Linked DNA regions of Homo sapiens: region 1 is linked to region 2. A link is an interaction called in ENCODE POLR2A ChIA-PET data of the cell type or tissue named here. Cell type or tissue: PC-9. All regions are shown on one strand. Each heading gives the region's core, and the rest is flanking DNA. Links, peaks and the distances in the headings are about the cores only.

Region 1 (13,486 bases), core at 5,148-13,147, 200 kb before region 2:
GCTGGGACTACAGGTGCCCTCCACCATGCCCGGCTAATTTTTTGTATTTTTAGTAGAGACGGGGTTTCACCATGTTAGCCAGGATGGTCTCGATCTCCTAATGTTGTGATCCGCCTGTCTCGGCCTCCCAAAGTGCTGGGATTACAGGCGTGATCCACCACGCCCGGCCCCTAATATCTTAATGGAGCAATACAACCCAGCCCCACTGAAAAAAAAAATAATAAAAGTCTTCACCATTATATATCATAATACTTGCATTTTTGGGGTGAATGAATCAGCTTGCAAGAACCCTCTTTCTCAAAGACCATACCTCCACATTGCATTCCATATCTCCAGAAACATATGGACTCTGGCATATGTGCTTACCATGAACCCAGGATACAAACTGACTCAAGCCAGGCCAGTCAGATTTCTTCTCCTGAGAGTTTGGAATTGAAATCATGACAACAAATCAAGGCAGTGTCTTCATGAGTTACTCAGGTACTGCAGCTTGGTGATTTTTCTACCAAGTAGACTGTGGAACAAAGAAATCTTGTCTGTATATAGATAAGAGGCAGATATGCAAACAAAAGCAGAGGGAGAGGGAGCATGGGCACCTCCTAGGTCCGGGCTGGCTTTCCATTTGTCCCCTAATTCCAGTCTCTCTCTGAGGCCCAGCTGCTCCCATTCTTAGGTCTGGCAACCTCTACATCCTTATAATAAACCCCTCTTTCTGCTAAGGCTAGCTCGAGTTCTTCTCAGACACCTACAACCCATTAGTCCTAACTAGGACATAAACGTTTTATTGAGCCACCAAACTCCCACTAAACAGTGTGTTGGAATTCCTCTAGTATTTATCAAGCTCCTACCATGCTCAAGTTATTCATCACCAGTGTACAGAAATCTAAGAGTTTTATTTTCCATTTTATTTAACATTTTCTTTTGATTGTAGCACAAATTATTTTAGGTCACACACTTAAAAGTTTTGTGTCATAATGTAAACCCAAAGCCTATGATTCCTGTTTTATTTTGCAGCTAATATTCACTCTGAGCTACTGATATATGAATATCAATATTCTGAAAGACACTTTGGGAGATAAAGGGGCAATTAGTTCAAAAGCCATTTTTCATCTCTTTAATCAGACCAAGTTCATCCACAAATTTCAATTGTGCTGATAGATAGTTTTAGGAAAATTCATTGAGGGACACATTGAAATGGCCTCTCTAGAAAGCTTTGACAAAATTATTATATCCATGGATATAACATGACCATGATCCAGTGATTCACGATGCATTACTCACTGGACCCCTAGGGAGCCAGCCGACATAGAGTCCCACCCAACAGGATTAATATAATCTAGCAGCAGAGTATTTCTCAAAATTACCCAAGCATAAGACTCATCTAGAGCATTTGAAAACATACAGATTCCACGAGTCCATCTGAGACCTGATCAGAATCTCTATGAGACAGGACTTGGACTCCATTCATCTAACAAGCACCTCCAGGGGATTCACAATTTCTTTCTTTTTTTTTTTTTTGAGTCAGGGTCTTGCTCTGTTGCCCAGGCTGCAGTGCAGTGGTACAACTGTGGTTCACTGCACCCTCAATCTCCTGGGCTCAAGAGAGCCTCCTGCCTCAGTTTCCCGAGTAGCTGGGACCACAGACATGCACCACGACACTTGGCTAATTTTTAAAAATTTTTTGTAGAGTTAGAGTCTCACTATGTTACCCAGGGTGGTCTCAAACTCCTGGGTTACAGCAATCCTCCCACCTTGGCCTCCCAAAGTAATGGGATTACAGGTGTGAGCCAACACGCCTGGCTTGAATTCACAGTTTCTGTTTAGCATGACTTTAAAAATGAACCCTGAGCTTCATGCCCAAAAGAGAGCCCCTGTCAGATGTTGCTGAAGGAGCTCTGATTCACCTGTGCTGCTTCTTCTTTCTTGCATTTTCTTACCTTCATTTAATGTTCTGGCTTCTCCTCAAATGTACCCCCTGCAGCAGGATTCTGTAGCTTTTCCAGAGTTCAGTTACTTTATTCCCTCCTGGCATGGCCAACTGGAAACCCACTAAGATAAAGGAACTGCTCCTATACCTTCTCCCCATTCTTGCCCTAGTCCTTCCAACTGTATGCTGCACTCAAAGGCATGCCTGACTGGATATGGCCTGGCCTTGAAAGCCCACTTCCATCCTTAACAGACTCCAGGAAGGCTGACCTACTCTTACTACATAAGAGTAAACTGGCCGGGTGCGGCGGCTCACGCCTATAATCCCAATACTTTGGGAGGCTGAGGTGGGTGGATCACTTGAGGTCGGGAGATTGAGACCAGCTTGACCAACATGGAGAAACCCCATCTCTCCTAAAAATACAAAATTAGCTGGGCGTGGTGGTGCATGCCTGTAATCCAAGATATTCGGGAGGCTGAGGCAGGAGAATCGCTTGAACCCAGGAGGCAGAGGTTGTGGTGAGCCAATATCACGCCATTGCACTCCAGCCTAAGCAACATGAGAGAAACTCCATCTCAAAAAAAAAAAAAAAAAAAAAAAGAGTAAATTAAATTATGTCCATCATTCCAACTCAGGGTGATCCATTTAATCACAAATGCCACACTTATGCTATATAAACACTAAAGCAATCGTAGTAGCATAAGCCCACTCATTTAACAACCTAAAACAAATGCTACAGTGTATTACTGAAGGATCAATCTAGTACGGTGTATCTTTTTTTTTTTTTTTTTTAGACAGAGTCTTGCTCTGTTGCCCAGGCTGGAGTACAATGGTGTGATCTTGGTTCACTGCAACCTCCGCCTCCTGGGTTCAAGTAATTCTCCTACCTCAGCCTCCTGGGTAGCTGGAACTATAGGCATGAGCCACCACACTCAGCTAATTTTTGTATTTTTAATAGAGACGAGGTTTCACCGTGTTGGCCAGGCTGGTCTTTTACTCCTGACCTCAAGCGATCCACCCGCCTCAGCTTCCCAAAGTGCTGGGATTACAGCACTTTGTAAGTGAGGTCACCACACCCAGCCTAGTAGTGTGTATCTTTAAAATAAATTTTGTAGAAGGGAATTTGCAGGAGGGCAGTCCTTGACCCAGCCCATTTCACAACCACAAATGTGTTCTTAAGGTCAATGTGCAGTCACCACTCTGTATTCCAGCTGTCACACAGGGGTACTACTCACTGAAAAATGTCAGGAGCAAGAAAGGAGACAGTGATAAGCAGGGATGATGGTGAGTGACCCTTGCCATATCTCACCCTTATTGATGCTTCATACAAAAAATGTGGGGTCTGCTTTGGAAAGTACAAAAAGCATGATAATGAATCAACAAACACAAGTAGAGAATGGATGTCTCGAAGAGTTTATTCATAGATTTACTGATAACAGTTAAATAATGTAATGATGCAAAATTATAATGCTATCATTTTAGTATGGAACATGCAGGATTTTTTTCCTTCACAAAAGCTAGTGAGAGAACAAGAAGTCCAACAAAACCACTTTGTTCTCTGAAATAAAGAATACATCTGATGGTTAAATCCACTTTGCCAGAGTTGATGAGTGAGAGTAAAGTAAACCTAAGGGGAGAAAAAAACAGCTACCCTCACCTGTAGGAACAGCAAGCTTTGTAGAAAAATTCTGAAGTGCCTTTAGCAAAGCCTCACTTTGCCTCTGCAAAACTGTGCTCTTGGGAGACTTCAGACAAGCAGTCTGGGCCTTAGGGCTTATCTGGGTCAGACCTGAACCCTTAGAATGACATGGCTATGAAAGTGTCCAGGTCAACCAGACAAGAAGAGGGGCTCCTGTACTAACCTTAAAAGAAGTAGGAGGTGCTACCAGAGCAGACTATAGGGAAGCTCTGAAGAAAGCAGTGTACCTCGGGGAGGGCTCTGCCTTTAACACTGTATATAGAATAATATGTTACAGTGTATAAACACAAATATATACACACACAGAACCGTCTATCTGTGTCTTGGAGATTCAGACTAGTAATTTGTCTAATGTGTGCAAACTCCTTCCGTGGGCAGAAGGACTGCTACTGTGTGCCCAGATGGGTACATAGGACAAATTATGTTTACTCAACTTCAGAGAAACCATGCCAAAATGTTCTTCCCAAACAATTGATTTCAACTTGTTCTTGTTTTCCTCCAATAGCAGCCTGACAAACTGTTTTATACATGCATTTGACTTTTCAAAAATTTGCATGCAATCATGGCAAACTCAGCAAGTCTTTGTGCTCCAGGAGCTGCAGAATGGCCTTTGAATGACATGTTTACTGCATCCTAATGTAAAATGTCATCTTCTTAAAGTCTGGGAGAAAGGACCTGCAGCAGCATGAACCTGGCCTGACCCTGTGTTATGTGCATCAGCAAGAGCCAAATGCCTAAAGCAGCCAGAAAGTAATGCCATGCTCCCAAAAGTTCAGAGTGACAAAACAAAAAAAAAAAAACTAAACAACAACAACAAAAAACTAAATAAAAAGTCCAAGCTTCAATGATTATGTTACTCTCTGTCACCTGACTCTTCAATGAACAGGAAGCATACTCTCTACTAAAAGGGATACAAGGCCGGGTGCAGTGGCTCACGCCTGTAATCCTAGCACTTTGGGAGGCCAAGGCGGGCAGATCACGAGGTCAAGAGATCGAGACCATCCTAACCAACATGGTGAAACCCTATCTCTACTAAAAATACAAATATTAGCTGGGTGTGGTGGTGCATGCCTGTAGTCCCAGCTACTTGGGAGGCTGAGGCAGGAGAATCACTTGAACTCAGGAGGCAGAGGTTGCAGTGAGCCGAGATCATGCCACTGCACTCCAGCCTGGCGACACAGCAAGACTCTGTCTCAAAAAAAAAAAAAAAAGAGAGAGAGAGACATAAGCAGAAAAGCAATCTATGACTTAGTTTCTGTCAGAGCCTTGAGTCTTTCTTTATCCACAGAGTTAGAAAACTATGAACCCAAACTGCAAATGTACCATTTCCTCACCAATGGTCATTTGTCACTTCTGATGCCTCTTGAAGAGACCCTGTCACAGTTGTGACTTAAAGAAGACTCTACGTTTTACTGCCTCCATTTTTTACATTCTCTTAATTCCTTTAAACTTCATATATTAGAATAATTAGACAAAGTCACCTTTTTCCAACATCTACACACTTCATGCAAAGCAAATTCTCATTTAAAAATTATCTTTTGAGCTTTTAAAATAGACTATTTGCTACTTATATAAAGATAATTGATTTGCAAATGAAGAGTAGCAAACTGCTCCCCACCTCCTGGACATGTTTATAAAGTTGAGCAGGACAGCAGTCATATATCAAAAACACGACAACATTATCTTTCAGTTTCCTAGGTTAAGGGCAACCTCATCAGAAACTGTTCAGGCTGGGTGTTACATGGTTTCTGCATGGAAGCCAATCACCTTCACATATAAACACCTCCCTCACATCAATATGTTGTAGTTCTAGTAAGTTCACAGTCATTTTAATAATCAAGAGAGGTCGGGAAATTAGTATGCACATGACCAATAAAATAAATAGCCACAGTTCCCTCTACCAATGCTCCTCAAACTTTAACATGCATGCAAACCACCTGAGGATCTTGTTAAAATACAGATTCTGATTCAGTAGGTCTAGAGTGGGGCCTGAGATTATGAAATCCTAACAAACTCCCAGGTAATGCTGCTGCTGCTTCTGCTGATCCATGGACCACATTTTCAACAGTAAGACAATCTACCATGACCTCTCTTGGAGGTGGTAATGTCCAAGTAATCTCTTTGACACACATGAATTCCCATCATATGATTATGAAAAAGGAGACTGTTAAAACTGAAAAAAAAATGTGGAAACTGCAATCATGGGTTCTGGAGAATGGAAGGAAGAAGTGAATTTGGGATTCTTGGCCCCTATTTTGATTCATATCATTATTCTATTATCTGTTCCTCAAAATTTGCTTGGCATCCTGACTCCCTCAAGAGAGATGGAGATTGTTTGTTGCCAAGGGCCACCAGTATCCAAGATACAAAAAGATACATCTTTTATCCTCTACTTGCAAGTACCATAAAGAGGCCAGCTCTGGGGTACTTTTAGGCTTGCTATGGAGGCAGCCACAACACTATCTCTGGCACTAGAAATACATCTGAACAATCTGGAATTAATTATAGAGTTGCAAAGAATTCCACAACATCTAAAAAGATAAGCTTGTATGAGTTCAACCGAACTATTCTGATTAAGCAATTTTTGCTAGCTTTCCTTCTTTCTGATTTAACCCAGAGCATTTAACAAGCACTCTGAAAGCCCCCCTACACTCTGAGTCTAGCCACACAAAAGCTGAAATCCAGTCATCCTGACTGTATCTAATAGCTTCTTCTTCTCTTTTTTTTTTTTTTTTTTTTTAAGATGGAGTTTCGGTCTTGTCTTGCCCAGGCTGGAGTGTGGTGGCATGATCTCGACTCACTGCAGCTTCCACCTCCCGGGTTCAAGTGATTCTCCTGTCTCAGCCTCTCAAGTAGCTGGGACTACAGGCATGTGCCACCACACCCGGCTAAATTTTTTTTTTTTTTAAGTAGAGAGGGGGTTTCACCATGTTGTCCAGGCTGGTCTTGAGCTCCTGACCTCAGGTGATCCACCCGCCTTGGCCTCCCGAAGTGCTGGGATTACAGGCATGAGCCATCGTGCCAGGCCAACTAATAGCTTCTTAATCACAGTTTTGCATCCCAACTCTCCACATTGTCACCTAGCAGCAAATGGAATCCACAGCACTATAAATAATTAGTGTATGTCAAACTGCTCATAAATGCATTAAGATTACTAATAAAGAAGCACATACCCTATGAATACAGTATACTTCCTCCTAGTACAATATTTAAAAATACAAGCTGTTGACAAGCTGCTCCTCTGAACTAAAAACCACTTCTACATTATTAATATTAGTGACCTCACATGGGACCCAAGCTCTCTTGTAACAACAGAAAGTGACAACCATCAATGAGACACAGTGCAAGGAGGTGCTATCTCCCAAGGCAGATGTGAACCACAGATAGCTTGACTTCTGAGACTAAGATTCTTTTTCTTTACCTCCCAAAGAAGTTGCTGTATGGAAAGAAACCCGGTTTTTCTGAATTCTTTTTATTCATTAGACTAAATGGCCTAAACAAGGGAACTAGTTCCTGCAGCTAGAAATAAACTAGTCTTGGGGCCAGGCACAGTGGCTCACGCCTGTAATCCCAGCACTTTGGGAGGCCGAGGCAGGTGGATCACGAGGTCAAGAGATCGAGACCATCCTGGCCAACATGGTAAAACCCTGTCCCTACTAAAAATACAAAAATTAGCCGGGTGTGATGGTGCACGCCTGTAGTCCCAGCTACTCGGGAGGCTGACGCAGGAGAATCCCTTGAACTCAGGAGGCGGAGGTTGCAGTGAGCCGAGATCGCGCCACTGCACTCCAGCCTGGGCAACCAAGTGATACTCCATCTCAAAAAAAAAAACAACAAACAAACAGAAAAGAAAAAAGAAAAGAAGGAAATAAACTAGTCTTTCCCACTCTGTGATGCCAGGGTGGAGAAGTCAGCTTTGTGGCCTGGCAGCTATTCACATGATTCTGAGGGGCTTTCCCCCAGAAAGAATATAAAGCAAGCTTGTGGATAGCAGGCAGGGTATGAAATCAAACCAAATCAAGTACAAATGTCACAAGATACACATCTTTCCCAAAATGTAGGCATAGTAGAGTATCTTAAACACTGTAAAACAATACTAACTCCATAGCCTCATTAACTAACCTACTTACTATGTATTTCTTGTTGCTAATTCCCTTGGGTGCCTCTGGATTCCAGGCCTCTTACAGATGATTCTGAAACTCCTATGAAGGTGAAAATAGACTTATCATGAAAGCTGGTAAGCCTGCTTCTTTTGGATCTTTTCTATAAATGACAATGAATGTACTTGTTCCCAAGGTGAGGATGAACAAACATAAGATGATGAGTACTGTTGTTACTTCACAAGTAGATACATTCCAGGTCCTAGGCAACTTTTACTATATTTTGCAGATTACTCTTAGTTCTTTCTAAATCTCTAGGGATGGAGCCTGTTACTAAAGGAAAGGTGGTTATGACATTGTTTCCTCTGAGAATGATGCCTGAACCAACTCTATCAGAAACACCTGGGTGCTTTTCAAAAACACAGATTCCTGGGCCCAACTTTAAGACAGTTTAAATCACAGATTTGGAGGTGTTCCAGAAATCTATTTTAAACCGCTACCAAAGTCTAGAAACTCTGGCTTAAGGTATTGCAGGGTTGAAAAGCTTTGGACTATTGACTAGTTGAAAGCCATGTAATTTATTCTTATGGTGACTGCCGTATCACACTCAATGGCAGAAGCAGTCCACTTGGCACCATTATCCATTCTTTGCATACCTTTAACCTCTTGGACATATCCACTCCCCTGGACCACAAGGTCTAAATACAAACCAGATGCAGTTGATCATGCACTGGCATGTAGAACCTTCAGAGAATACTCTGATTAGAGAATGTGAGGAATGTGTAGTTCAATGCAAGAAACAAAGATGAATCAGCTGAAAGGTAAGAAGTAAGCCTGGATGCTACAGTGTGAAAAATATAGTCAAATCCAACAAGCATCAGTTGAGTTCCACTCAAGGAAAGATTGAGTTCTGAGAAGGAAGGAGTTGTCAGGAATATTATCACATAAAGTTAAGTCAAAAGAGGACAGAAGGTTTTGGCATGAAGGAGGTCCTCAATCTAAGAATGTACTTCTGGTAAACGGATCTGACAAATCAATGGAAATAAAAGCTAATTGAAACAGGGCTGTGGAGAAATCAGGGTATGGAAATGAAGATCTCACAAACAGACTACTCTTCCATAGGAAAAGGAAAGAAAGAAATTGTCCTAGCTTGGAATTAAATATAGTGTTTGTTTGAAGATGGGAGGCTTTTCAGGAGTTCCCAAGCAGACTTTCATTCTGCCTGCAGAACAAAAGGGTAAGGGCTCAAAAGCTACCATGTAAGAGTTCAAAAAGCCTCCCAGTCCACAGCCTACCCAAACCACTAACCAAATGGATGGTCAGAGTTGGACCTAAGGTCTCACTGACTCACTTGGGAATCACTTAGACAAGCAACAGTATAACAAAACTGGCTGGACTCCCAGCTGTTCACTGTGTGTGCCTGAATGAGTAAACAAATCAGAAAGGCTCACTAGTCACAGCCTTCTGCTCTGAGGCTTGGAGACCTAAAAGGAATGAAAAGGGGAAATTGATAAAAGGAGATGACAGCTTTGGAACAAAAGCCTTGCCTACACTCATAACCTTGGGTACTAGGAGAGGGAAAGGAAGGAATTCCAAAAGTCATGGTAGGGAGATTTTCCTCCTATTATTCAAAGAAAGGAGGACACACATGGTCAATTAGGAAGAAAAACCTCTTTGTGCCTGATACATTGGATGCATTGTCCTCATGCCATTTGCCCTAATGTAAGAATAGTCTTGGGAACACAGCCAGCATGAGTGTCCACTTGACTCATTAGCTGCAACAGTACCAGTCTCTGAGAACTTGTCAGGTCAGTATAGAAGGAGCTCTGTCAGAATCCAAAGTTTCTCCAGAAAGAAGGAAGAAGGAATTAAATATTAATAAAATGGTAAAAGATATAGAGGATTTTTACCTTCAAAGGAAAAAATCATTCTATTCAAATTAGGAAGGAGTTTTATGGAATAGTTTTGATTAGACATATACTGGTAAAATGTAGTCTTTGGCGTTTTACCTTCCCTCACAACATGTATTTTCAAAGTTTTCAATATTCAAGTTATCACTCTAACTGTTGAAATACAGATAGATCAAACAGCTTTATAGAGGGATAACTCATATGCCATACAATTCATCTATTTAAAGTGTATAATTCAGTGGGTTTTGGTACATACATAAGGTTGTGCGACCTTTGCCATAATCAACTTTAGAACATTTTCATCACCCCAAAAAGAAATCCTCCCATATCCATTAGCAAGCAATCATTCCCCATTTCCCAACTTCCTTCTTCCCCAGTCTTGGAAAACCATTAATCTACTTTCTGTCTCCATGGATTTGCCTATGCAGTTATGCAGCTCATACAACATTTTGGTCAACAATGGATCTCATATATGACAGTGGTCCCATAAGACTAAAAGGAAGCTGAAAATTCTTATTGCCTAGTGGTGTCATAGCCATCATAATGTAATGCGTTACTCATATGTTTGTGATGATGCTGGTGTAAACAAACCTACTGCAATGCCAGTCATATAAAAGCATAGCACATATAATTATGTACAGTAAATAACACTTGATAATAGCAATGACTATTACTGTTTTATGTATTATTATACTATACTTTTTATCATTAACCATGTGTGTTATTTCCCCTGAAGACCTTCCAGTGGGACAAGATATGGAGATTGAAGACAGTGATAATGATGATCCTGACCTTGTGTACGCCCAGGTTAATGTGTGTTTGCCTTAGTTTTTAACAAAGTTTAAAAAGTAAAAATAAATTTTAAATAGCGAAAAGCTTATAGAATATTTTTAAATGTTTTTGTACAACTGTGCAATGTGTTTATATTTTAAGCTAGGTGTTATTATAAAAGAATCAAAAAGTATAAATATTCTAAAAGTTCATGAAGTTACAGTAAGCTGAGCTTAATTTGTTATTGAAGAAAAAAATTTTTACATAAATTTAGTGTAGCTTAAGTGTACAGTGTTTATTAAATCCATAGTAGTGTACATCAATGTCTGAGACCTTCATATTCATTCACCACTCACTCACTGATTCATCCAGAGCAACTTCTAGTCCTGCAAGCTCTATTCATGGTAAGTGTCCCATATAGGTGTACCATTTTTAATGTTTCATACGTTAAAGATGTTTGATGTTTTACTGTACTTTTTTATGTTTAGATACCCAAATACTTACCATTGTGTCCCAACTGCCTATAGTATTCAGTACAGTAACATGCTATACAGGTTTGTAGCCTAAGAGCAATAGGCTATACCACATAACCTGGGTAGTATATATAGTAGGCTATGCCATCTAGGGTTGTGTACACTCTATGATGTTCACACAACAAAATCACCCTATTCTCAGAACATACCCTGTTGTTAAGTAATGACACATGACTGTAACTGGAATCATACAATATGTAGTCTTCTCGATTGGTTTCTTTCATTTAACATAACGTTTTCGAGGCTCATCCATGTAGAAAACATATATTTCTTTTTATTGGCAATATTGCATTATATGGATATACCACACTTTATTTATTCATTTCTCAGCTGACAGATATTTGGGTTACTTCCACTTTTTGGCTATCATGAATAATGCTGATAAAACTTTCATAGTAGTACCATACATGGTAGTAAAGAGCCTATATCACTCAAATTCTTTTCTTTTTTTTTTTTTTTTGAGACAGGGTCTCACCCAGGCTGGAGTGCAGTGGCACAGTTACAACTCACTGCAGCCTCGATGTCCCAGGCTCAAGTGATCTTCTCACCTCAGCCTCTTGAGTAGCTGGGACCACAAGCGCGCAACACCTCGCCCAGCTAATTTTTGTATTTTTTGTAGAAACAGGGTTTTGCCATGTTGCCTAGGCTGGTGTCTAACTCATGGGCTCAAGTAATACACCTGCCTCAGCCTCCCAAAGTGCTGAGATTACAAGTGTGAGCCACTGTGCCCAGCTCAAATTATTTCAAAGGTGTGGAAGGCAAAATTTCTTTAAAACACCTGTGCTATTCAAGGTGCCATCCTAGAAGCAGAGTGACCAAGGCGCTAACTTACTGATCTTGAACTTCCCAGACTGTGGGAAATACATTTCTGTTCTTCATTTTTTTTAGTGTGCTAGTTGTAGGAAACCATCAGTTAGATTTAAATGGTGGCAATAAAAATGATGCAGATTTGGTAACATGTTTTGTCATTTATACTGAGTTGAGAATTTAAAGGTTTAGAGTTCACTTTACTACTATTTATTTGTAGCTTGTCATTTTTCCTTTCATGCCTGTACTGCTTTTAGCTCTATTAGTTCTCAACTTAGTCTTTAAAAAAATGGACCTATTTTTTACCTTCATTAGCTTCGACAAGAAAACCCATAATTACTACTGCCCATTAGAACTAAATGGATGGTGAGTATTTACCACACAATTTCTTCTTATTAAGCTCACTACAGTTGCCCCTTGGGGACTGGTTCCAGGAACCCCCACAGATACCACAATCCAAATGTTCAAGTCCCTTATATAAAATAGAGTAGTATTTGCATATAAGCTAGCACGTCCTCCTATATACTTTATCTTTCTGGGTTACTTATAATACCTAATACAATGTAAATGTATGTAAATGGTTGTTTAACTGTATTGGTTTTTTATTATTTTTTCTTGTTTTTTTCCTAAACATTTTCCATCCACAGTTGGTTGAATCCATGGCTGTACGATGTTTTAAAAAGTACGGTTACATTCTGTTTCCTAAGAAAACACTTAACTGTATTTTTCTGTTTACAAATGGGTCTGATACCCAATAATTAAAATTATTTTAATAAGCCAAATTCTTCATGCATAGAAAGACGAACTAATACCACATATGTGCTCAAAAATAAATAAATAAATAAATGTGGGGTTTCCCTTTAAGGATAGAGTCTAAACTCCTAAAAGGCTAAAACTGACTCTCTAAGAACTGTTCCCTGCCATATCTCCAGCCTCATTGCCACTACTCTTTAAACCCACCCTGCATGCAGTAACAGAGGCCTGCTTGTGTTTGCCTGTACATATTGCACTCTTTGCTTCCCTGTCTTTGCTCCTGCTGCTTCGTCTAGAAGGCCTCCTACAACCATCCTTCACCTGCCTCATTCTGATTTTTAAAATAATTGGTTCAGTGGTCACCTCCTCTAGGAAGGCTTAATAAATGTGGTTCCAGCCTCTCACTGACCCCTCCCCTATCACCAGTAACATAATCACAAGTTAAGTATACTTCCCTCTGGACTCCCGTGGTGTGTAAGATCTCTGCACTTACTGACTCCAACTGTACTTATCCTTTGAGAAGTATGTCTTCACCTCTAAACTGTGAGGCAAAGTTCTGCCACCGATTCTACACAACTAGTACTGGGACTGAAAATACAAAGCTGCTTAATAAATGTTTTTAGTTTGCTGATGAAATACATTAGCCATTCTCAAACTTTTTGGTCTCAGGACCCCTTTACACTGCTAAAAATGACTGAGAACATCAATGAGCTTTGTTTATGTGGATGATATATGGTATATTTTTACCATTTTAGATGTTTAAACTGAGAAATTTTTAAAATATGCATCAATTCAAGAAAAGAAAAGTTAATAAATAACCCTTAGCATTTTTTGAAAATATCTGTGACTCCAAGGACTCTCTGAAAGGGTGTCAGGGACCACCCAGGGCCCCAGCACAATGGTATTGTGGGTTGTTTGTTTCACAAATTACAAAATGTATTTTCATTCACAAACGAAATATTTGAGAAGGTTGATAGGCAAATGAA
Region 2 (16,388 bases), core at 4,041-12,040:
TTCTTTTTTTTTTTTTTTGAGATGGAGTTTTGCTCTTGTCGCCCAGGTTGGAGTGCAATGGCGCGATCTCAGCTTACTGCAACCTCCGCCTCCCAGGTTCAAGTGATTCTCTAGCCTCAGCCTCCCAAGTAGCTGGGATTATAGGCACCCACCACCATGGCCGGCTAATTTTTTTTTTTTTTTTTGTATTTTTAGTAAAGATGGGGTTTTACCACATTGGCCAGGCTGGTCTCGAACTCCTAACCTCAGGTGATCCACCCACCTGGGCCTCCCAAAGTGCTGGGATTACAGGTGTGAGCCACTGCTCCCAGCCATGCTTTTCCTTCTTTATACACCATTTACATTTATTGTTTGAGCTTCATTAACTTATTTTGTTCATTTTTTACTAATAGCTTATTGTTTGTGAACTTCGTTTTCTCAACGAAATTTTAAGTTCCTTGAGGAAGGACTATGTTTTAAATTTTTTCCTGCGGGAAAAATTGTTCTTAGTGCTGTTACAAAATGTACGAGGTTGATTTGTATCCCCTAAAAGGATATATTGAAGTCTAAATCACCTGTGAATGTTATCTTAGTTTGGGAATAGGGTCTTTGCAGATGTAATCAAGTTAAAATGAGGTCATACTGGATTAGGGTGGCCCCTATTCCATTATAACTGGTATCCTTATAAGAAAAAAAAATAGAATTAGGGAGAACACCAGGTGCATGAATACACAGAGACACACAGACACATTGCAGAGACCGCATGGCAGATAAAGGCAGAGATTGGAGTTATGTTTCCACAAACCAAGGAATGCCCAGGGCTACCAGAAGCCAGAAGCCAGGAGCCTCCCCCTAGAGGCTCCAGTGGGAACAGGGCTTTGCCAACACCTTGATTTTGGACTTCTAGCCTCTGAAACCATCCTCTAGCACTGTGAGACAATACATTTCTGCTTTATGCTATTCAGTTTGTGGCACTTTGTTATATCAGCCTAGGAAACAAATACACAAATGCATACTTAAAAGTTAATTTGATTTTTTGACTAGATAATTGTTTTTGTTTTTTTTTTTTGAGACAGAGTCTCGCTCTGTCGCCCAGGCTGGAGTGCAGTGGCGCGATCTCAGCTCACTGCAACCTCCACCTCCCGAGTTCAAGTGGTTCTCCTGCTTCTTCCTTCCGAGTAGCTGGGATTACAGGCACGCACCACCACACCCAGCTAAATTTTGCATTTTTGATAGAGACAGTGTTTCACCATATTGGCCAGGCTGGTCTTGAACTCCTGACCTCAGGTGATCCGCCCGCCTCGGCCTCCCAAATTGACTAGATAACTACTCTTATATAATATATACTGTGTGGCAGTATGGTTCACTGGAAAGAACAAGGGTTTTTGGAGTCAAACAGACTTGAGTTTATAATTCTACCATTATGTTACCTCTCCTTAAGCCTGTTTCTTCACTCATAAAATGAAGAGGATTCATGAAGTAAAATATTTAGAGGCCTGTCCCATACAAAGCTTGACATTTAATAATATTGGTTCCTTTCTTTCATGGGTGCATTGGTATAGCTAATCTTGAAGAAATTTGGGGCTAGGTGTAGTGGCTCATGCCTATAATCCCAGCACTTTGGGTGGCTGAGGCAGGAGGATCATGTGAGGCCAGGAGGTTGAGGCTAGCCTGGGCAACATAGCAAAAAAAAAAAAAAAAAAAAAAAAAAAGCTGGGCATGGTGACACATGCCCATAGTCTTAATTGCTTGGGAGGTTTAAGCTGGAGGATCACTTGAGCCCAGGAGTTTGAAGCTGCAGGGAGCTATGATTGTGCCACTGTGCCCTAGCCTGACAACAGAGCAAGACCCTGTCTCAAAAAAAGAAAGAAAAGGAAAAAAGAAAAGAAGAGAGGAGAGGAGGGGAGGGGAGGAGGAAAGAGAAGGAAGGAAGGAAGGGAGGGAAGGAAGGAGGGAAGGAGAGAAAGAGGAAGAAAGAGGGAGAGGGAGAGGGAAGAAAGAAAAGAAAGGAAGAAGGGAGGGAGGAAGGAAGGAAGAAGTTTAGTCTTGTATTATTCTATTGAAACCCAAGTATATTAATTCAGTTGACAAAAATTTATTAAATATATTGGGCACTTACTGTGCTATACACTAAAATGATCTTTGAAACAAGTTTTCACTTTTCTTTGTCTCCCTTTCTTATTTTTGTATTTCTCTGTTTTTTCTTACTCTCCTGATAAAGGACTGAGTAATCTCAGGAGGTTCCATGAAGATCATAAAACAAGCTGCTTTTTGAAAAATGATGACTAGGATTTAGTTGTGCAGAAAAAAGGTAAAAGGACATTCAAGGAGCTCCCTTTTACTTACTCCATAGAGGCAAACAAACAGTTCTTATAGTGTGGCATGTAACATCTGTCTCCTGAAGTGACAGGGAGTACCTTTTGACTTATGACCTCATTAAACAGGAGGAACTAGTCCTTACAATTTTTGGTTGAAGACCTTAAAGTTCCCCATGTTAGCCTCTTCCTCAAAAGAGAGTTAAAGTTTCCTTGAATTCAAAGTCCAGGCTTTTTTCTAGGGACAGACTGGGCATGCAGTAATTTCAGTTTCTCACAGTGCTTCAAGGCTCTCTTTCTTGTTCTTAATTAACTTTATCTAATTTTCTTACACTGTTTCTGGCCAGGTAGTTCCTCTTTTGAACAATGTTGCCACAGAGCTTTTGCTCAGATGCTTTTAATGTCTGATTCTTTCTCTTTTCCAAACTACACTTTTTCCCTGAGGATGACTTCAAAACTTACATCCACGAAGCTTTTTCTATTTAATATAAAATGATTTGCTTTCCTTTTACAATTTCAATTTTCTATATCCAATTTAAGTTCAACTTAGGGGAACATTTTTTCTCATTTGATGATTAACAAAGGCCTCTCATAGCTCACTGCAGCCTCAGACTCCTGGCCTCAAGTGATCCTCCCGCCTCAGCATCTCAAAGTGCTGGGATTACAGGCATGAGCCACCATGCCTGGCTACATTTTCACTCTTAAACTTGACTCTCTATAGCATTTTATACTGATGATCTCTCCTTTCTCTCCTTTTTGAAACTTCTTCCCTTTAGCTTTAATAATACCCATTTATCTTGGTTATCCTATCATTTTCCCACTCAATGTTTACATATGCTGTGCTTCCATCTTTAACCCCATTTTAATTTCTTTATTGAACAAATATGTTCAAGTTTCTATTTTGGATCAGTTACTATGCTGCATGCATATCACATAGTGAATGAGTGAACAAGACAGATATGGTATACATTGACTATGGAACTTACCCTTGAGCAGGGGCTATGAGGGGAAGACCTAACCTATTTTAGAGGCTTAGGGATGACATTCTTGAGAGTTTTAGTTGAGTCCTAAAAAAAAGATCAGGATTTAATGAGGCAAAGATTGAGTGAGAGGTTTGAGATAAGAGGCTCAGGAGAGATGAAAAGAGGGTTCCAGATGTAGAATGTTGCATATTTTATTTTATTGCATATTTTAAAGCACAGGATATCAGCCGGGTATGGTGCCACATGCCTATAATCCCATTTACTCGGGAGGTTGAGGCAGGAGAATTACTTGAATCCAGGAGGCAGAGGTTGCAGTGAGCCAAGATCATGCCAAGTGCACTCCATCCTGGGCTACAGAGGGAGACCCTCTCTCAAAAAAAAAAAAAAACTTAGGAGCCAAGGTCATGGCACCACTGTACTCCAGGCTGGGCAACAGAGTGAGATCCTATCTCAAAAAAAAAAGTTCACCATGTGGAATGAGGGAGCTAGAATGAGTGTGATAATATTTGATGTTGCACTACAAGACTGGATTCAGATTGTGAAAAGATTTGTGAGTCATGTTAAGGGCAATAGGAAGCCATTGATTGACTCTCTTTTTTACATTTAATTTTTTTTTTTTTTTTGAGATGGAGTCTTACTCTGTTGCCCAGGCTGGAGTGCAGTGTCACGATCTTGGCTCACTGCAACCTCTGTCTCATGGGTTCAAGCGATTCTCCTGCCTCAGCCTCCCAAGTAGCTGGGACTACATGCACATGCCACCACACCCAGCTAATTTTTGTATTTTTAGTAAAGACAGGGTTTTGCCATGTTGACGAGGCTGGTCTCAAACTCCTGGCCTCAAGTGATCTGTTCACCTCGGCCTCCCAAAGTGCTGGGATTATAGGCATGAGCCACCACGCCTAGTGGTTCTAGTTTTTTTCTTGTCTTCCAATGATATATTGTGAATTTTCTTTCTTTCCTATTTTTTTTGAGATGGGGTCTCACTCTGTTGCCCAGGCTATAGTGCAGTGTCACCATCTCAGCTCACTGCAACCTCCACCTCCTAGATTCAATCGAGCTTCCTGCCTCAGCCTCCCAGGTAGCTGGGACTACAGGTGCACAGTACCACACCCAGCTAATTTTTATTTTTTTTGTAGAGATGGGGTTTCATTGTGTTGCCCAGGCTGGTCTTGAACTCCAGGACTTAAGTGATCTGCCGGCCTTGGCCTCCCAAAGTGTTGGGATTACAAGCATGAGCCACCATATCCAGCCTGTGAATTTCTTGACTATAAAAATATAGTCTAGGCTGGGCGCAGTGGCTTACACCTGTAATCCCAGCGCTTTAGGAAGCTGAGGTGGGCGTATCACGAGGTCCAGAGGTCAACACCATCCTGGCCAACATGGTGAAACCCCGTCTCTACTAAAAATACAAAAATTAGCCGGGCGTAGTGGCGGACGCCTGTAGTCCCAGCTACTTGGGAGGCTGAGGCAGGAGAATCAATTGAACCTGGGAGGCAGAGGTTGCAGTGAGTGGAGATCGCGCCACTGCACTCTAGCCTGGGCGACAGAGCAATACTCCATCTCAATAAATAAATAAATAAATAAATAAATAAATAAATAAATAGTCTAAATCTAGTATAAATCTAACACTTAATATTTCATACTATTCCCTATGTCTGGACTCAGTAAATATTTGATGATTGATTTAGCAATTTGTATTGCTTCTTGAACCAACGGGTGCATAAATATGTACTAGGGCTACCACAGATATTATCCACATATCTGATTGCACTACCTTTTCTGGAAGACATAACTAAAATATTCAGATGTAAAACTACTGCTTGTCAACTCATCTTTCTAGTATACATAGAATATATCTTTTATTTGAAACGTGTTATAGTAGATCTAGAATAATATTTTATTCATTTAGAAACTCAAAAATATTTTTCTGATTCAATTTAGTGTTTAAGTGAAGAGAACAAAACCTTGGGATTAGCTTCATGGGGATATAATGAAAAAAAGTTTGAGTTATAAGCATAGCTTGGATTTTTGTTTGTTTTTTTTGGTGACAGGGTCTCATTCTGTCACCCAGGCTAAACTGCAGTGGCATGATCATGGCTCACTGCAGCCTTGACCTTCTGGACTCAAGCAATCCTCCTGCCTCAGCATCTGGAGCAGCTAGGACTACAAACTTGTGCCATCACACCTGGCTAATTTTTTTTTTTTTTTTTTTTTTGAGACAGAGTCTCGCCCTGTCACCAGGCTGGAGTGCAGTGGTGTGATCTCAGCTCAACGCAACTTCCACCTCCCAGGTTCAAGCAATTCTCGTGCCTTAGCCTCCTGAGTAGCTGGGATTACAGACATGCACCACCAGGCCTGGCTGATTTTTGTATTTCAGTAGAGACAGGGTTTTGTTGGCCAAGTAGGTCTCAAACTCCTGACCTTAAGTGATCCGCCTGACTCGGCCTTCCAAAGTGCTAGGATTACAGGTGTGAACCACGGTGCCTGGCCACACCTGGCTAATTTTAAAATTTTGTAGAGATGTGGTCTTGCTATGTTCCCCAGGGCTGGTCTTGAACTCCTGGCCTCAAGTAATCCTCCCACCTCAACCTCCCAAAGTCCTGGGATTACAGGCATAAACCACCATGCCTGGCCTATTCAAGTTTTATCATGAGATTGCAGTAATTCAGTCACGTCTTCAGGCTCCACTTCTTTTTTTTTTTTTTTTTTTTTTTTTTTTTGAGACAGAGTTTCACTCTTGTGTCAAGGCTGGAGTGCAATGGCATGATCTCGGCTCACTGCAGCCTCCGCCTCACAGGTTCAAGCAATTCTCTTGTCTCAGCCTCCTGAGTAGCTGGGATTACAGGCGCCCACCACCACACCTGGCTAATTTTTGTACTTTTAGTAGAGACAGGGTTTCACCAGGTTGGCCAGGCTGGTCTCAAACTCCTGACCTCAAGTGATCTGCCCTCCTCAGCCTCCCAAAGTGCTGGGACTACAGGCATAAGCCATCGCTCCCAGCCCTCCAGGCTCTACTTCTATTTCTAGTTCTCTCTCTTTCTCTCTTACTCAGTCACTTAGGCTGAATGCAGTGGTGCAATCACAGCTCACTGTAGCCTCAACCTCCTGGGGTCAAGCAATTCTCCCACCTCAGCCTCCTGAGTAGCTGGGCCACAGGCCTGAGCCATCACTCCTGGCTAATTTTTAAAAAATGGTTTGTAGACCAGGGTCTTGCTATGTTGCCCAGGCTGGTTTCAAACTCCCATACTCAAGTGATCCTCCTGCCCTGGCTTCCCAAAGTACTGGGATTACAGGCATAAGCCACCGTGCCTAGCCTAATTCTAGGTCTCTTGCTATTTGTACCACATCTGCAGTTACTTCCTCCACTGAAGTCTTGAATCCCCTCAAAATCATTCATGAGAGTTGGAATCAACTTATTCCAAACTCATGTTCCTGTTAATATTTTAGCCTTCTTCTATGAATCACAAATGTTCTTTTTTTTGAGGCACAGTCTCTGTTGCCCAGGCTGGAGTACAGTGGCACAATTCATGGCTCACTGCAGCCTTGACCTCCCTGGACTCAGGTGATCCTCCTATCTCAGCCTTCCGAGTAGCTGGGACTACAGGCACATGCCACCATACCTGGCTAATTTTGTATTTTTTGTAGAGGTGGAGTTTTGCCATGTTATCCAGGCTGGTCTCAAAATCCTAGGCCCAAGCAATTTGCCTGCCTTGGCCTCCCAAAGTGATGGAATTAATGGCCACTGTGCCCAGCCACAAATTATTATAATTTTTTTTTTGAGACAGAGTCTTGATCTGTCACTTAGGCTGGAGTGCAGTGGTGCGATCTCGGCTCACTACAACCTCTACCCCCTGAGCTCAAGTGATCCTCCCACTTCAGCCTCCGAGTAGCTGGGACCACAGGTATGGGCCTCTACACCTGGCTAATTTTTCTATTTTTAGTAGAGACAGGGTCTCCCCATGTTGCCCAGGCCCGTCTTGAACTCCTGAGCCCAAGTGTCCACCCGCCTCTGTCTCTCAAAGTGCTGAGATTATAGACGTGAGCCACTGCACCCAGCCTCTACAAATGTTCTTAATGGCATCTAGATTGGTGAATTCTTTCTAGAAGACTTTCAATTTATTTTGCCCAGATCCATCAGAGGAATTACATCATGGTAGGTATAGCCTTATGAAAGGTATTTGTTAAATAATAAGATTTGAAAGTAGAAATTACTCCTTGCTCCATGGGTTGCTGTTAGCAGACATGAAAAGATTAATGTCCTTGTAAATCTTCATCAGAGATCTTGGGTGACCAGGGACATTGTCAGTGAGCACTAGTATTTTGAAAGGAATCTTTTTTTTAAGTAGTATATCTCAACAGTGAACTGAAAATATTCAGTAAACCATGCTGTAAACAGATGTGCTATCATACAGGCTTTGTTGTTCCATTTATAGAGCGCAGATAAAACAGATTTAGCACAATTCTTAAAAGCTAGGATTTTAGGAATGGTAAGTGAGCGTTGGCTTCCACTTAAAGTCACCAGCTGTCCCTAACAGGAGAATCAGCCTGTCCTTTGAAGCTTTGAAACCAGATATTGACTTCTCTGCAGCTATGAAAGTTCTAGATGGCATCTTCTTCCAATAGAAGGCTGTTTCATTTACATGGAAAATGTGTTGTTTAGTGTAGCCACCTTCAGTGATCTTAGCTAGATTTTCTGGATAACTTGCTGCAGCTTTTTCATCAGCACTTGCCACTTCCCCTTGCACCTTTATGTTATGGAGATTGCTTTTTTTTTTTAAACTTCATGAACCAACCTCTGCTGGCTTCCGACTTTTCTTGTACAGCTTCTTTACCCTTCACCCTTCATAGAATTGAAGAGAGTTAAGTCCTTGCTCTGGATTAGGCTTTGGTTTAAGGGAATATTGTGGTTAGTTTGACCTATCTGGACCATGGAAACTTTCTCCATATCAGCAACAGTAAGGCTGTTTTGCCTTCTCGTTATTCATGTGTTCACTAAAGTAACACTTTGAATTTCCTTAAAGAATTTTTCCTTTGCATTCACAATTTGGCTGTTTGGCACAAGAGGCCTAGCTTTTGGCCTGTCTATGTTCTTGACGTGCCCTTTTCACTAAGCTTAATTATGTTTAGCTTTTGATTTAAAGTGAGAGACATACAACTCTTTTACTTGAACACTTAGAGGTCATTGTAGTATCGTTTTGTCTCAGGAAATAGGGAAGCCTGAGGAGAGGAAGAGAGATGGGGGAATGGTTATTCCATGGTAACTCCCGTTATCGTCTCCCCAACCCTTGGCAACCTCTATTCTACTTTCTGTTTCTATAAAGTTGTTTATTCTATTTACACACACAACATTTATTGATTAAACTCACTGTCCTCTATGAGTGCAGTTTGTGGTGCCCCCAATTATAATAATATTGAAGGTCACAGATCACAGATCACCATGACAGATGTAATAAAGAAAATTTTGAAATATTTTGAGAATTATCAAAATGTGACATAGGGACATGAAGTGAGCACATGTTATTGGAAAAATTGTGCCAATACATTTGCTCGATGCAGGGTTATAAGAAACGCATAAAGCAAGGTACAATAAGACAAGGTATGCCTGTATCCAAGTTATACTGCTTATCATCAGGGACTTGTCTCATAAGCTGGAAACTAACATGATACTAATTCTTTTTTTTTTTTTTTTTTGAGACAGAGTCTGGCTCTGTGGCCCAGGCTGAAGTGCAGTGGTACGATCTCCGCTCACTGTAAGCTCTGCCTCCCAGGTTCACGCCATTCTCCTGCCTCAGCCTCCCGAATAGCTGGGACTACAGGAGCCTACCACCACGCCTGGCTAATTTTCTGTATTTTTAGTAGAGATGGGGTTTCACAGTGTTAGCCAGGATGGTCTCTATCTCCTGACCTCGTGATCCGCCCACCTTGGCCTCCCAAAGTACTGGGATTACAGGCGTGAGCCACCGTGTTCAGCCCACATGATACTAATTCTCAATGGGCAGAATGAAATAAAACCATTTATTGATATAGTGCTTTATGATTGTTCAAAGTTTATTATATGCATAAGTCATTTATTTGGGAAAGTTGAATACCATGTGGTATGTGATAGGGATAGAAAGATAGTAAGATTCCCGTTCTTTGAAGAAGTGAGGGAGGCACACATAGAAAAATAATCCATAATGCATGATTAAATGCTATAGTAAAGCTGCTTACAAAGGGGTTTGAGAATACAGAGGAATAACTGATTAACTTCCTCAGGAAGTCAAGAGCGAAATAATTCACTGAAAAGGTGATCTTTAGTAATTTAACAAAATGAGAAAGGGATAAGGACAGGAGGAACATAAATGAGGCCAGGAAAGCTGGAAAGTATGTTGTACCTTCACAGAAGGTCAAGCAGTAGAATAGGAGAGTGTAATATAAGGTACATGGTATTGAGAAGTAGGGGAAATTATGTCTGAGTTAAAGCTATTTGGGGCCAGAATAATGATGATTATTGTTATTACTATTTTATTGTGGTAAAACATCTATAACAAAATTTACTATTTTTACCATTTTAAGTGTATAATTTAGTGGCATTAAGTACATTCACAATGTTGTGTAACCATGATTACTACCATCTATTTCTAGAACTTTTTCACGATCCCAAACCAAACAAAACCTCTACCCATTAAGCAGTAATTCCCATTGCCCTTCCCTCCAGCCTGTGGTAACCTCTATTCTAGTTTCTGTGTCTATGAATTTGTCTATTCTAGATACCTCATATAGGAGGATTATACAATATTTGTCCTTTTTTATCTGGCTTATTTCACCTAGCATAATGTTTTCAAGATTCATTTATGTTGTAGCATGTATCAGAACTTCATTCCTCTTTATGGCTGATAATATTTTATTATGTGTATATACCATGTTTTGCTTTTCATTCATCTGTTGATGAACACTTGAGTTCTTCCCCTCTTTCAGTTATTGTGAGTAATGCCTCTATAAACGGTGGTGTACAAGTATCTGTTTGAGTCCCTGGTTTCACTTCTTTTATGTCTAGCAGTGGAAATGCTGGGCCATATTCTATATTTAACTTTTTTTTTTAGAGACAAGGTCTCTTTCTGTCACCTAGGCTGGGTACAGTGGCATGACTGTGGCTCACTGCAGCTTTGACCCACCTCAAGCGATTCTCCCACCTCAGACTCCTGAATAGCCGGGACTGCAGGTGTGTGCACCAAAAGCACAGGCAACAAAACTAAAAATTGACAAATGGGATTACATCAAATTGAAAAGCTCCTGTACAGCAAAAGAAAACTATCAACAGAGTCAAAAGGTACCTACAGAGTAGGAGAAGATATTTGGAAATCATATATCTGATAAGGGTTAATATCCAAAATATATAAGGAACTTATACAATGTAATAACAATGAACAACCTGTTTTAAAAATGGGCAAAGGACTGGAATAGACATTTCTTGAAAGAAGACATACAAGTGGCCAACAGGTACAGTCATATGGAAAAATGTTCAACATTATTAATCATCAGGGAAATGCAAATCAAAACTACAGTGAGATACTATCTCACACCTGCTAGAATGATTATTGTCAGAAAGGTGAAAGATAACAAATGTTGGTGAGGATGTGGAGAAAGGGGAACCCTTGAACATTGTTGGTGGGAATGTAAATAGCCATATGGAAAACAGTATGTAGTTTCCTCAGAAGTTAAAAATAGAACTATATTATGATCTGGCAATCCCACTTCTGAGCATATATTTAAAGGAAGGCTACCAGGGACTAGGGGAAGGGGCAAATGGGATGTTGGTCAAGGGGTACATAGTTTCAGTTATGCAAGATGAGTAAGTTCTGGAGATCAATGTATATAAGCATATCAAATCATCAAATTGTGTACCTTAAATATATACAATCTTTAATTGTCAAATATCCCTTAATAAAAAAGTAATTGAGAAAAAAGTAAATAAAATAAAAAAATTCTATGAGATTCCCAATTTATTGTTTTAGCTAAAAAGGCTAAAAGCTAAAGACTTTTTTTTCTTTTGTGTTGTTTTTAAGCCAGTCAAATTTAGCAGTGGGACTTTGTAGAAATAGTAAAGAAGACATTCTACTCCTTTACATAGTAATAGCTAATGTTTATTAAGCCCTTACCATGTGCCAGCCAGTGTTGTTAACACTTTATCTCTGGCATAAACTTTTTGACAATGCTATGAGTCAGATAATATTTTCTCATTTTATAGATAAAAGAACTGAAACAGAGAAGGTAAACAGTATGTCCAAGGAAATAGAGCTAACAAGTAGTGAATTCAGAATTCAGACTCAGGCAATCTAATTTTAGAGGCCCCACCCCCTCACCAGCTTTTGGTTTTTTTTTTGATACGGAGTTTCACTCTGTTGCCCAGGCTGGAGTGCAGTGGCATGATCTTGGCTCACTGCAACCTCCGCCTCCTGGGTTCAAGTGATTCTCATGCCTCAGCCTCCTGAGTAGCTGGAACTACAGGCAAATGCCACCATGCCTGGCTAATTTTTGTATTTTTTGTAGAGACTGGGTTTTGCAATGTTGGCCAAGCTGGTCTGAAACTCCTGACCTCAAGCGATCTGCTTGCCGTGGCCTCCCAAAGTACTGGGATTACGGGCGTGAGCTGCTGCACCCAGCCAGAGCCCCTTCTTTTAAGCACTATGCTATTGGGTTTCTGCATAGTCACAGTCTTAATTTACTTTGTGCAGCATTAATTACATGATGCAAGTTTAAGAATTATCCAGAGAAGAGCAATTAAAATCACCAAGGGATGAAAGGGTACTCACAAGAGAACCAACTAAAAAGACTTGGAAAGGCTGGGAGGCCAAGGCGGGAATCTCTCTGAGATTAGGAGTTCGAGACCAGCTTGGGCAACATAGTGAGAGTCTCTCTTTCTCTCTCTCTCTCTCTATATATATATATATGTATATATATATATATATATACACACACACACCCACACACACACACACACACACACATACATATTCAGATAGCCAGGTGTGGTGATGCACACCTATAATCCCAGCTACCTGAGAGATTGAGGTAGGATCCCAGGAGTTGGGATCAAACTCCTTTGATCCCAGGAATTTGAGGCTGCAGTGAGCTATGATTGTGCCACTGTACTCCAGCCTGGATGACAGTACAAGACCCTGTCTCAATCAATCAATCAGTCAATTAAAAAATACATAGGCCAGGCACAGTGGCTCACGCCTGTAATCCCAGCCCTTTGGGAGGCCAAGGCGGGCGGATCACGAGGTCAGGAATTTGAGACCAGCCTGACCAACGTGGTGAAACCCCATATCTACTAAAAATACAAAAATTAGCTGGGCATGGTGGCACACACCTGTAATCCCACTTATTCGGGAGGCTGAGGCAGGAGAATCGCTTGAACCCGGGAGGCGGAGGTTGCAGTGAGCCGAGATTGTGCCACTTCACTCCAGCCTGGGCGACAGAGTGAGACTTCATTTCAAACAACAACAACAACAAAACGAACAAGCAAAAAACAAACATACATACATACCTGGAAAAGTTCTTAAAAGAACATATGACTAAAGAATATGGATATAAACTTTCCATACCAAATCCTGCAAGGTAGTTTTATACTTATACATGTTCTACTTATAAATGACCCATTCTTATAGATTATGCCACTGCCTTGATGCTACATGTGGTATTTCTTACCTTAACTGAAAAAGAGAAAACTATTTTAGAGCTTAGTGGGGAAAGTTTCTTAACAGGTTTTACTTCCCTAAATGGTTCCCCTCCCTAAGAGGAAAAACATTTTTCCCCAAAAATGTTGGGGAAATGCCTCCAATTAAAGAGGCATTCCAGGCACCATAACTTTAATGTGAATTAATGGCATAGTGCCTGTATTTTTCAAATGAAATTCAGGACATGATGTCTGAAAAAGATTGCTTTTCTTTTTTTTTTTATTATTGTGGTAAGTGTGTATGTGGTAAAAAACACATACCTTCAAAGGAGTGGGGAGAGACAGTCCTTCGAAGGGCCTGGGATGAGAACTAGAAATATTTGCCAATGTTAATGAACTATCAAAAGTCTTGATTATTAATTCATTCTAACATAAACCTAATATAGGATTGCTTTTGTGTGTGTGTGTGTGTGATGGAGTCTCTCCCTGTCACCCAGGCTGGAGTGCAATGGCACGATCTTGGCTCACTGCAACCTCTGCCTCCCGGGTTCAAGCGATTCTCCTGCCTCAGCCTCCCAAGTAGCTGGGATTACAGGTGCCCACCACCATGCCTGGCTAATTTTTGTATTTTTAGTATAGATGGGGTTTCACCATGTTGGCCAGAGAGATCTCGAACTCCTGACCTCAGGTGATCCACCTGCCTCGGTCTCCCAAAGTGCTGGGATTACAGGTTTGAGCCACCATGCCAAGTCGTTAACATAGGATTTCAAATCCTTGAAATTTAAAGTTTGTGAACTTCAAACTTGCATGTTCTTGGGAGAATGTAACAAGAAAGAGATTAAAACCGCTGAATAAACCATAATTGTTCTCCAACTTTATCTGGACCTCTAATCTATTACCTCTTCCTTTCTAGCAGCCCTATGTATTCTTTACTTTCCTCCCTATCCAGCTGAGATTTTGTTTCAATTTAGTTTCTTGCCATTACCCTCTCTTTTACATGCCAATTTCAAGCACAGCTGCAGAAAATCATATAACCAGATTTGCAGGAATTTATGATCAGCAAACTCAACTGGGTTTTCAGTAACACGTTACATATTATATTTCTCCAGGCAACACACCCTTTCCAACAGCTTTCAGATCTTTGCCCTCCTTAGGCCCATTTAAACTTTTTTTCTCCTTTCTCAAGCTTAGTAGGTGATCTTGTCTCCTGCTTGACCAAGAATTGGACTGATAAAACTTTAACTACCAAATCTGTAGGAATACCTACATCTGTACCCATCTGTCTTTCCTCTTTGTTAAAATAAAAGAAGGTTCATCCATTCTCCAGGGCCAGCCTCTCTACCTGTTCTCTGGATCCAATGTCTTCCATCTTTTCAAAGACTTTGTAGAATTAGTAATCCAGTCCTCCTCTTATATTCACCCTCTCAGTCTATGCTTGCTCCTCAGCATTTAAAAAATAGTTGTCTGGCCTGGCGCGGTGGCTCATGCCTATAATCCCAGCACTTTGGGAGGCCAAAGCAGGCAGATCACTTGAGGTCAGGAGTTCGAGACCAGCCTGGCCAACCTGGTGAAACCCCGTCTCTACTAAAAAATACAACAATGGCTGGGTGCGGTGGCTCACGCCTGTAATCCCAGCACTTTGGGAGGCCGAGGCAGGCGGATCACGAGGTCAGCAGATAGAGACCATCTTGGCCAACATGGTGAAACCCCATCTCTACTAAAATACAAAAAATTAGCTGGGCGTGGTGGCGTGCTCCTGTAATCCCAGCTACTTGGGAGGCCGAGACAGGAGAATCATTTGAACTCAGGAGGCGGAGGTTGTAGTGAGCTGAGATCATGCCATTGCACTCCAGCCTGGGCGACGGAGCAAGACTCCATCTCAAAAAAAAAAAAATACAAAAATTAGCCTGGTGTGGTGGTGGGCACCTGTAATCCCAGCTACTTGGGAGGCTGAGGCAGGAGAATTGCTTGAACCCAGTAGGTGGAGGCTGCAGTGAGCCAAAATTGTGCCACTCACTGCACTCCAGCCTGGGCTACAGAGTGAAACTCCATATCAAAAATAAAAAATATTTGTCTTACTTCCCCTTTCCAGGAAAATTTCTTGAAAAGACATTTTATCTCTGCATTTTCTGCTTTCATCTGCATTTTCTCCTCCTACTCCTGATAATCTCAGCATCTTTTCCCCAGCATTCTATGTTCTTGGCTTCTTATCTCTCAGTTTACTTCTTAGTCTCCTTTGCTGACTTCACCTGTATTCATTATTAAATGTTATAGTTCATAGTTTTGTGTCTGTAATCTTCTCATTCTACTCTCTTACTACGTCATCATACTCACTTATAAAACTTGTTACACTTTATGTGCTAATGACTCCAAATCTGTATCCTTTATCCAGACTTCTCTCTTGTTTCTTATATATTGCTGTATCTTTAGGCTTTACACAGTGTCTTTCACTTAGCAGGTGTTCAATAAATGTTTCTTTGTGACTGGCTGACTGACTAAATAAGTAAACTTTATAGTAATTCTTTGTGATTCTTCTTAACAGACCAAGATCAAATCCTTTGTATCCCTAGGTCTAGCACATAGTGGGTACTCACTAAGTGCTTTATAAATGACTGATTGAATAAATAATGAATAAGCACCACAATAAAATAAAATTTCTTAATAAGATGAATGAGTGAATGAAAAAAAACTTTGTGCTGTTCATTATAGCCAGTCAAGACCAAAGACCTTGTTTATTCTCTTTGAAAATGTAACTGGGGGCCAGGCGCAGTGGCTCATGCCTGTAATCCCAACACTTTGGGAGGTCGAGGTGGGCAGATCACAAGGTCAGGAGATTGAGACCATCTTGGCTAACACAGTGAAACCCCGTCTCTACTAAAAATACAAAAAATTAGCCGGGTGTTGTGGCGGGCGCCTGTAGTCCCAGCTACTTGGGAGGCTGAGGCAGGAGAATGGCATGAACCCAGGAGGCGGAGCTTGCAGTGAGCTGAGATCGCGCCACTGCACTGCAGCCTGGGCAACAGAGCAAAACTCCGTCTCAAAAAAAAAAAAAGAAAAGAAAAGAAAATGTAACTGGGTAGGCCGGGTGCGGTGGCTCACACCTGTAATCCCAGCATTTTGGGAGGCCAAGGCAGGTGGATCACCTGAGGTCAGGAGTTCGAGACCATCCTGGCCAACATGGTGAAACCCCATCTCTACTAAAAATACAGAAATTAGCTGGGCATGGTGGTGTATGCCTGTAATCCCACCAACTCAGTAGGCTGAGGTGGGAGAATTGCTTGAACCTGGGAGGCGGAGGTTGCAGTGAGCCAAGATCGCACCACTGCATTCCACTCTGGGCAATAAGAGTGAAACTCCATCTCAAAAAAAAAAAAAAAATGTAACTGATAACTGGATATAAATTATACTAAAACTTGGTTTAAGAAGACAGTAATTCATTAACAGATAAGTAAA

What was found. Peaks named below come from ENCODE experiments on the same cell type or tissue, not always from the same donor. Only the 100,000 strongest peaks of a DNase experiment are listed, where the experiment ranks them.
Region 1: POLR2A ChIA-PET joins it to region 2 with 10 read pairs; 2 of 35 experiments call an interaction of 5 or more read pairs at or near these places.

Annotation. Positions count from the first base shown.
Region 1 is chr15:44,093,703-44,107,188 of GRCh38, forward strand. The region is part of intron 1 of FRMD5 (FERM domain containing 5); the gene reads right to left. Among named protein-coding and RNA genes, the nearest start is that of FRMD5, 95 kb to the right of the region's middle. In PC-9, for the core only: no CTCF peak of the experiment used is centred there; DNase peaks (open chromatin) are centred at 8,459, 9,109 and 9,459; H3K27ac peaks cover 2,790 bases.
Region 2 is chr15:44,298,263-44,314,650 of GRCh38, forward strand. The region is part of intron 1 of GOLM2 (golgi membrane protein 2); the gene reads left to right. Among named protein-coding and RNA genes, the nearest start is that of GOLM2, 18 kb to the left of the region's middle. RefSeq lists a silencer at 2,209-2,503. In PC-9, for the core only: no CTCF peak of the experiment used is centred there; no DNase peak of the experiment used is centred there.